2 separate regions of the Homo sapiens genome follow, and region 1 is linked to region 2. Evidence: chromatin loops called from intact Hi-C (ENCODE). Cell type or tissue: B cell. All regions are shown on one strand. Each heading gives the region's core, and the rest is flanking DNA. Links, peaks and the distances in the headings are about the cores only. Region 1 holds the start of CD72 (CD72 molecule). Region 2 overlaps TLN1 (talin 1).

Evidence for each region. A loop is a pair of places that touch in the nucleus more often than their neighbours do. Peaks named below come from ENCODE experiments on the same cell type or tissue, not always from the same donor. Only the 100,000 strongest peaks of a DNase experiment are listed, where the experiment ranks them.
Region 1: it touches region 2 in a loop (7-fold over the local background); 7 of 110 quality-filtered maps call a loop at or near these places.

The regions. Positions count from the first base shown.
Region 1 is chr9:35,617,798-35,622,178 of GRCh38, forward strand. It overlaps CD72 (CD72 molecule), which reads right to left and starts at 616. Exons shown (of 9, transcript NM_001782.3): 1 at 425-616; 2 at 217-324. The coding sequence starts at 506. It overlaps LOC124902148 (a long non-coding RNA gene), which reads left to right and starts at 3,124. Exons shown (of 2, transcript XR_007061470.1): 1 at 3,124-3,212; 2 at 3,861-4,184. In B cell, for the core only: no CTCF peak of the experiment used is centred there; DNase peaks (open chromatin) are centred at 684, 1,944 and 2,984; H3K4me3 peaks cover 2,127 bases; H3K27ac peaks cover 4,000 bases.
Region 2 is chr9:35,717,103-35,721,483 of GRCh38, forward strand. It overlaps TLN1 (talin 1), which reads right to left. Exons shown (of 57, transcript NM_006289.4): 11 at 3,710-3,811; 12 at 3,331-3,407; 13 at 2,937-3,117; 14 at 2,638-2,751; 15 at 2,417-2,525; 16 at 1,972-2,180; 17 at 1,710-1,808; 18 at 517-684; 19 at 44-338. Among named protein-coding and RNA genes, the nearest start is that of MIR6852, 8.6 kb to the left of the region's middle. In B cell, for the core only: no CTCF peak of the experiment used is centred there; a DNase peak (open chromatin) is centred at 2,249; H3K27ac peaks cover 2,826 bases.

The DNA.
Region 1 (4,381 bases), core at 117-4,116, 99 kb before region 2:
GCGCACGCCTGCAATCCCAACACTTTGGGAGGCCAGGGCAGGAGGATCACTTGAGCCCAGGAGGTCGAGGCTGCAGTGAGCCATGATCACACCACTGCACTCCAGCCTGAGTGACAGAACAAGACCCTGTCTCAAGAACAACAACAAAAACATTGTGGACTCCCCAGCTCAAGACACAGCCCCCCAACAAACACACATCCCCCAGGCTCTCCAGACCTGCTTTGTCCCCTAGTACAGAAGAAGCCAAGCTTGAGGGCACCCCTAGGACTGCGGGCACTTGAACATTCTCGTAGGTGATTTCCCCATCATCATCAGCCCCTGGGTCTAGAGAGAAGAGAAAAGGGACCAAGGTGGGATTTGGGAATGGGATCTGTGGGGCGGGAAGTGGGGATGCAGGATCAAGGGGAGGCCTCATCCCCCTTACCCTGTCCTAACCGGCTGGAGATGCTCTTCTTCAGGGGAGCCTTCACAAACCTCAGATCTGCATAGGTGATGGCCTCAGCCATGGTCCTGAGCAGCTCTGCCCCCACTCGTCTTCCCTGTCATCCACTGTCCTCCCTTGCCCCTCTCGTCTCTGTCCGTTTACAACTAGGCTCTGTGTTCCCTCTGTGACTGCACGGCTTAGCAATTGGCCCTGTGACTTCCAGTCACAAAAGAGGAAGGTGTTAGCAAGTCTCAAACAGATGGGCTCAATGAAGCAGAAGGCATCCCTGGGCCAGGGCCAGAGGGGCCACGGAGGGGACGCTGAGGTCCAGAACACAGGGGTAGGGGATGGGCCTGTCCCCATGTCCTCCCTGTGCTTCCTCTCCATGCATCTTAAACCCATATGGGCCATGCTGGGCCCCAAACTCGGTCCTTCTGGTTATCTGCCCTGATCTGCCCCACCCTCCTCCTGGCTGCCTTGTCCACTGGGGCTTATGATGTGTAGCTGGAGCTGCACTGACCCAGACGATCTCCCCAGCTCCAGGGTGAGGCTCCGTTCTCCCCATGAGACTGGGGGTTCCTGGTTTGCATCCCTCGCTTCTCATCATCCTGGGGGTTCCAGTAACTGGGGGTTCAGGAACAGGCCTGGGCCAGAGGTGAAGGTAAGGAAGAGCCATGGCTGCAGCACCTCTGGAAAGGCAAGTGGCAGCACTGCCCCCCATGCACCCTCATGGGGAGCCAGGGAGCAGGTGAGCAAGGGAGTTGCAGAGGGCTTAAGAAGGCTGCAGCTTCCTAGGTGAAGTCAAGGCAGAGGAGCAGAACAGAGCCAGAGGCCGAGCGCAGATTCCGGACCAGCGGAGGTCTTGACATTTTCTTGGTTTGGTTTTGGTTCGTCTCTTACTTTCCTAGCAAAGTTCTTTCTTTAAAAAGTCCCAAAGCTGTCCCTTCCCACCCAGCCCCAAGGAAAAAGGGGGCATTTGTGGCGGAGGACCCAGGGACCGCGAGGCCCTCATAGGTGGTGGGGGCCTGGCTGATGGAGGAGAGAGGGAACCAGTTGGGGGAAAGGGGGCTGCTGAGCAGGGGTGCCCAAAGGTGCTCCCTAATGTTCTTTTACCGGGATGTGACCCCTACTAGGAACCCCAAAATGGCCTACATCCGGGATAGGAAGGAGCTAGAACAAGATGTAGTGTGGGGGTGGGAAGAACCCGCCCCTAGCAAAGTGACATCCGCCCCGCAGAATCCCCCTCCTGCAGCTGTGGGGAGGAAAAAGGAAGGGGGAAAAGGTCCTCACCACATGCCAACAGCTCGGATGATTGGTGGTGTGTGGCAGGACACTGCCAGGGACCCTAGAGCTCTGCCAATAGCTCCGCCCAGCCAGCCCTAGAGGAAGTGGCCACTGAGGCAAAGCTGTGACCTCAAAAATGTACTTGTAGAGAGGCACGTGTGCATGTGTGTGCATGGATATGCATGTTCCCAGGACTTTGCAGTCTGTTAGGGCATCTGTGAGGTGAGCGGCTATGTCAGAGCCTGCCTGGAGGAGGAAGCCTTCTGTGGGCTGAAGGCTGCCTGTGATCACTGTTATTTTCCATGGCAGAGAATGACGGGTCATTTTCAGAAAAGTCGTCAAAGGTCATCACAAGAGATCCTACAAGTATTTCCTTTTTGAAGCTCACTGTTTCCTAAGGTGCCTCTGCAGCTGTTAACTGTCCTTGCTTGATTAAAGTTTCCAACAACCTAGACCTTCCCCCAGATACAGAGAGTGGTATGTGGTGGTGACTCCCTGGGGACCTCAGGGGCCCTGAGAGTGAGTGGGAGGGTATAGAGCAGCTGGTGGCAGGGGTGGGTGGGGTGGGAAGAGTCAAATACTTGAACCTGTGGTGTACAGGGGGTGGGTGTGGGCAGTGTGTGAGTAAATCAATTGCAGGAACATTTGCAGGAGTTCCACAAACTGTAGAATGTCCCAGTTTTCAGATCCAATACACAGGTGAACATGATGTAGATGCCAGGTAAAATGCCAAAACCAAGCTTCTAGTCTGCACTCAAAAAGGTGTCTGTGGCCAACATAGTGAAACCCCGTCTCTACTACAAAATACAAAAAAATTAGCCTGGTGTGGTGGCTCGAACCTGTAGTCCCAGCTACTCAGGAGGCTGAGGCAGGAGAATCGCTTGAACCCAGGAGGTGGAGGTTGCAGTGAGCCAAGATCACACCATTGCACTCCAGCCTAGGCAACAAGAGCAAAGCTCCATCTCCAAAAAAAAAAAAAAAAATGGAATACATGGGCTTGCTGCCTAACTTGACCTGTAGAGAGGCTTAAGAAGGGGATCTCCTGGCCGGCATGGTGGCTCACACCTGTAATCCCAGCACTTTGGGAGGCTGAGGTGGGCGGATCACCTGAGGTCAGGAATTTGAGACTAGCCTGGCAAACATGGTGAAATCCCATCTGTATTAAAAATACAAAATTAGCTGAGAATGGTGGCATGTGCCTGTAATTCCAGCTACTAGGGAGGCTGAGAATTGCTTGAACCCGGGAGGCAGAGGTTGCAGTGAGCCGAGATTGTGCCCATCCTGGGCCACAGAGTGAGACTCTGTCTCCAAAAATAAAAAAAAATAAAAAAAAGAAGGGGATCCCCAGATGGAACTGCACACCGCAATATCTTGAATGTCTTAACCAGGCTTGTTCTATATTTTTCTCCTCTTTAGCTCTTTTGGTGATGGTTACATATCTTTTCATCACAGGCCGCATTCGCTTCTGTCTTAGACCAGCTTGTAGCCTTCCTTTGTGAACAGGGTAAGAGAGTAGGATCCTTCCCCTTCCCCACGTGTGTCACTTGGGGTCTTTACAGTTTTGACATTCACATTACATTTAGAGGCTGGACATCAGAAAAGATACCTGTAACTCCAAGCTGTACCTCTACTGCCCAAATATCAGGGAACTTTTAAGAGGTGAGGGGTCAGTGCTGTACATTTCAGCTTTTCCAGAACCATACTATCATCATCTGAGAGCCTGGAGGGCAGACACTAACACCCATGTTTTGCCCTCTCCTGGCCTCCCCACTACTCATTACAGGGAATGGGTGTTTACGGTTGACAAGAGGAGGGGGCCCAACCATGAGGGCATCAGATAGAATTTGCCATGTGGAAGGGGGCTCACCTGATCAACTTTGTGTCATTGATACAGTCTATGTCAGGACATCGGGAGCATCTCCTAAGACTCTGAAAGTCAGGCTATATCTGTCTTCATTACTTTAACCCACTGGCCTCCGGGAAGCCCTAGTTTACTGACAGGGTGTGGTAGCCAGAATAATGGCCTCCCAAAAATGTTCACACCCGAATCCCCAGAACCTGTGACTATGTCACTTTACCTGACAAAATGTAGATGTGGCTATGTTAATCAAGGTCCTTTAGATAGAGAGATTATCCTGTTTTATCTTGGTAGGCACACTCTGATCACATGAGTCCTTGAAAGGGAGAACCTTTCCCATCATGGGAAGAAAGAGATTCGGTGAGGGAAGGAGGGCCAGAGAGACGCCACAGGAGAAACACTCAACCCATAGGTCCTGATTTTGAAGGTGCAGGAAGAGGACCTTGAGCCAAGGAATGCAAGAAGCCTCTGAGAGCTGGAAAAGGCAAGGAAGCAGATTTTCCCCTTCAGCATCCAGAAAGGAACCAGCCCTGCAGACACCTTGACTTTAGCCCAGTGAGACCTGTGTCGACCTGATCTCCACAACTGTAAGACAATAAATTTGTATTGTTTAAGCCACCAAGTGTGTAATTTATTAGAGCAGCAAGAGTTTCGTGAACTGTGGAGGAAGCATGATGTAATAGAAAGAATAGGGAGACTCTGGTTAAAGAGACCAGCCTTGCCACAGTATGTGACTTTGGGCAAGTGACAGTTTTCCATCTGTAAAATACAAGATAGTCTGACCTCAATCAAGAGTATGATTGCTGGAGACACAC
Region 2 (4,381 bases), core at 144-4,143:
ACCCTGGTAGGGTTTTTTGTTTTCCTGGGGGTGCGTGTCTTACCAGCATCACCCATGGAGCTAAAGATGTTCTCAGTGACGGTTAGGATGGTGTCAGTAGCCTGGTCATAACGGCCAGCAGGCCCAGCCCCTGTGGCATGGGCTTTCACATGCTGCAGCAGCTCATTTAGGGCCTGGGTGACAGCTGTGGCTGCTGCTCCTACCCCTCGCAACAGTTGCCCATCCTCTGTAGCTGCCTGGGAGGCAGACACACAGCCCTCCACGGCTTTGGCTACCAGTCGTCCAGCCTCCACCAGTTGCTCTTGGCAGACAGGTGAGCTGATTGTAGGTGCCACCACCTGTAGGTAAAGTGAATGTCAGAGACGTAGGCAAGGGAAAGGAGGTAGAGTATGCTGCTCATAGCAGTAACTGGGATGGGTGAGGAGGCCTCCAGAGCCAAAGAAATAAAATGAAAGGCTCACGTGTGTGTGGTAGTATTACCCCTCAGCACGGACTAGAGCAACCTTTGGGGCTCACCTTAGTACAGGCCACTAGTTGGGAAGTGGATAGGGCACACTGTGTTGCTGCAGCAATAACTTGGGTCTGAAGTCCCGAGTCCTCTGTCCGCTGGGCCACACTCTTGGCCTTGAGGACCAGGGCAGCTGCAGCACTTGCCACAGCTTTGGCGAGCTGCATTAGCGCATCCTGTGAGAAAACAGCAGTTAGCATGACCTGAGATTGGGCTTGGGATTCACAGACACTTCTCAGAGGCGTAAGCTGCTTCATTATTCCCACTGATCCAATCAAAGGAGAGTGTACGCAGAAGCAACCAGAACCTACCCCGAGCTACTGCCCTGAGCACCCAGCAGGACAGAACCCCCACCGAGGAACAAACCCACACCAAGAGAAAATACAGCCTACACCAAATGGAGACACACATGAGGCGGATACACTCGATGATGACGGGGAGACAATGTGGTGGCGCTGTTACAATGGGGTGGGGAGAGGAGGTAGGAGGTATCTCCTGGGATCCCTCCACCCCCAGCTTCTTTACTCCACTTCTTGATCTTGGATTGGAAGTGGTCATCCTGGAGTCTTGGGAGCAAGTCCCTGTACTACCCTACCTGATCCCATTTCCCAAAGCCTGGCTTCGCCAGGCCTCCTCATCTCCCACCAAGTTCTGGTCCCCCAGGAGGCTGAGGAAGAAGTACAGAAACGAGTGTATGCGGCTCAGAGAGGACAAAGCTGGGAAGGCCCAGGCCAGAGGCTGTTACCGTAGGGGAATCGGGGGGAGATCGAACCCCAGCCCCTCTGGATGCACATATCTGCATGGGAAATCCAGGGTGAAAAGTCAGCTGAGGAAATTGGCATGGAGCGGGAAGGGGGAGAGCTAGAGGAACACTATTCTCAGGGTGGCATGGTCTATAGCATTGTGGGGGGTCCTCAAATTGGGGCAAGGGCTATGTACGGGGAAGAGAGAGAAAAGATGACAAGGGGCTAAAGAATAAATGAGGGCCAAGAGTAAACTAGCAGGTTAAGTTTGGATTCAGGGGTTCTGAATTCTAACCCCTAAAAGAGAGATCAGAAGTTACTAGTATCATCCCCTGGAAATAGAGGTTCAGATTGGTTTTTAGGGGTCAATTCACAGAAGCCAGGACTAGGAACTGGATTCACGAGCAGAAGTTACTTCCTAGATTCTGGGGTTCTGGGGGGTTGGGTAAGTCACCAACCTGGAAGTGGGGGTCAGTATCACTTTCCCCAATTTGTTGCAACAGCTCCCCACTGGCCTGGCCCACGTTCCCAGCTGCTTGCAGCAGGTTCTGACGGGGCTGTGGAGAGTGAACACCAGTCAGAAGCTGCCCAATCCCTGCCCACATGCCTGTGCATATCACAGGCCCACGGGACCCAGGCTTCCATCCTGTGGCTTGGACTGCCCCTTCTCCTTGGGCTTGAACCCTGTCTCCACCCTAACCCAAACCTGTGGCCCCTGACCTCAGCACTGGCTGGTTGGGCACTGCGCAGCAGTTCTGACACTGCTCCCGCAAGGCCCTTTGCTGCCTGCAACAGGGGCCGACCACTGCCGCCTTCGTCCTCCAGCAAGGCAGCCAGCAGCTTCACCCCACGGGACATCTCCGTCAGGTTGGAGGAGATTGTGGTGACTGCACAGCCCACTGCGGTATAGTCTGTCTCAGCAGGGTCCCCTAAGGGGAAAAGGAGAAAGAGGAACATGAGAGACAGGGCAGGCCAGACGAAGGGCTGGGGAGGGAGCAAAGTCACACCCAGTTAGTCACACACATGTCCACAGAAAGACGCACACACACAGTCCCTTCCACAGTGAGTCAAGGCACAGTCACACATGAAGCCAGTCACATGCATGCCTGTGCACACTTGCACCCCCTCTCCCCATCACACACCCGGAAGCTAGCATCCGGCCTACCTGCTGTCAGGTTCACCACAGACGCAGTACCAGCTGTGATGGCATCTACCTGAGAGTGGATCTCATGCTTTGATTCATCCATCTTGTTTTTACGCCAGGCCTTAGAGGCCTGAAAGAGAGAGGAAAAGCCTTCAGGATCTGCCCTGGTTTGGTTCACCTCATCCCTATCCCTTGGAGTCTCAGCTTCAGTACCACCGGCCTCTCCTCCATCCCATACTTACAGCATCCTGGCCAAGAGGCGGCAGAGTGTCAAAGTCATCCAGGGTGGCCTGGGCAGCCTGCACGGCCTGCATGCTGGAGTTAATGGTTCCAGTGAGTGCCTGCTGGGCTGAAGTCTAAAGACAAGTGGGGAGAAACAGGGACTGGAATGGATGTTTGGAGAAAAGAGAAGGTAAAAGAGAACCAGGGTCTAGGGAGAGAATACAAATAGGGACCTGGGAAAAGACTGCCTAACTCCTGGCTCGGCCCAGCTGAGGGTGAGAGAAGGGCCCTGGCACCGTGGTGGAAGTGGGACACTTACCAGAGGAGGCATGTGTCCTCGGTGCATCTGGCCGCTGGTAATCTGCTGCTGGGCAGGGGGCATGCTGCCCACCTGGAAATTCTCAGGACCAGAGGCTCCAGAGCGCATGATGGCAGGCAGGGCCACAGAGCCATGCTCCACTTTCCCCACCCGGTTGTATTGCTGCTGCAGGACTGTTGACCTGTAGAGGGGTGAACTATTGAGCTCACAGAGGACTCCTCATCTCTACCCGTCCCACCCGGTTACACTACCTTTGCAGGTGTGTGAGGTCTCACTACAGCCTGCAACTAGTTAAAGAACCATTCTAAGGACTCCCCACCTCCCAAGAGTCCTTAGAGTCAGGCCTTGCCTTCTCTACCCCTGGGAAATGGGATCAGCCCAACTCCCTTCGTACTTTTTGGGGGACACTGAGTCCTCCAGCATAGTAGACTCCTCATCTCCTTCCAGCCCAAAGTGATCCTTGCTTTTTTTCTGTAGGAAGGAAAAAGGAACAAGAGTTGGGATAGTTAAAGAAGAGGGAAGTGGAGAAAAGGCAGCCTCTTCTTTCCATAACCAGCCATTTTCCAGAAGCTGAGTGTCCATTTCTTTTTCTTTTTTTTTTTTTTTTGACAAGAAAGGGCTCTGTCACCCAGGCTGGAGTGCAGAGGCAAGATCTCGGCTCATTGCAACCTCCGCCTCCCAGGTTCAAGCAATCTGAGTGCCCATTTCTAAAGGACTGGCTTGTGGAGAGGGCAAGAGGCGATAAGGAGAAGGCTAGGGCAGGCAGTGCTCACCTTCTTCAGGATGATATCGATGTAGCCGGCAATGAGCTGTGCAATCTGCTCCCCTTCAGTTGTCTGTACTGAGTAATAGCCATCTTGGTAATCTCCAAAATCCTAGGGTGACAAGTGGGGGACTCAGAGGGAAAGCTCAAATCTATCCAGGATGGAAATGGCTAGGATGGGAGGCCCAAGGTTGAGCTGATGAGATGCCTTCCCGTGGCAACGGCCCTCTTGGAAGATGCCCACCTTTCTTGAACCTCCTCTTTATTTTCTCCTTGGAGGGAAATTTTTTACTTCTGAGGAGTGGCCTCTACACTACACAGTTTCAAATACATATCATTTAGGAAGTCTCTTATTTTTACTCTGATGATAAAATTGAGAGGATATAATATTTGGCATAAAATGGCCACACTTTAAGGTTGGCTGTAGTATCCAAAAGGGAAAAAACAGCATTTCCTATAATTTGTATTTGTGTCATTAGGGTACTTTATCAAGTTGATATCAGTTTTCAATTCATAACCCTATAATATAAAGTCAAAAATTCACTGTATATAGCTGCTGCTGAAACAGGGAGGTTATCACATTTTTCCTTTCACCACACCTACAAGAATTCCTGTGATCTCAGCTTGCTGATGAGATTTTTGTTCTGCTGATTTTAAAGAATAAGTCCATCATCCGTTTCAT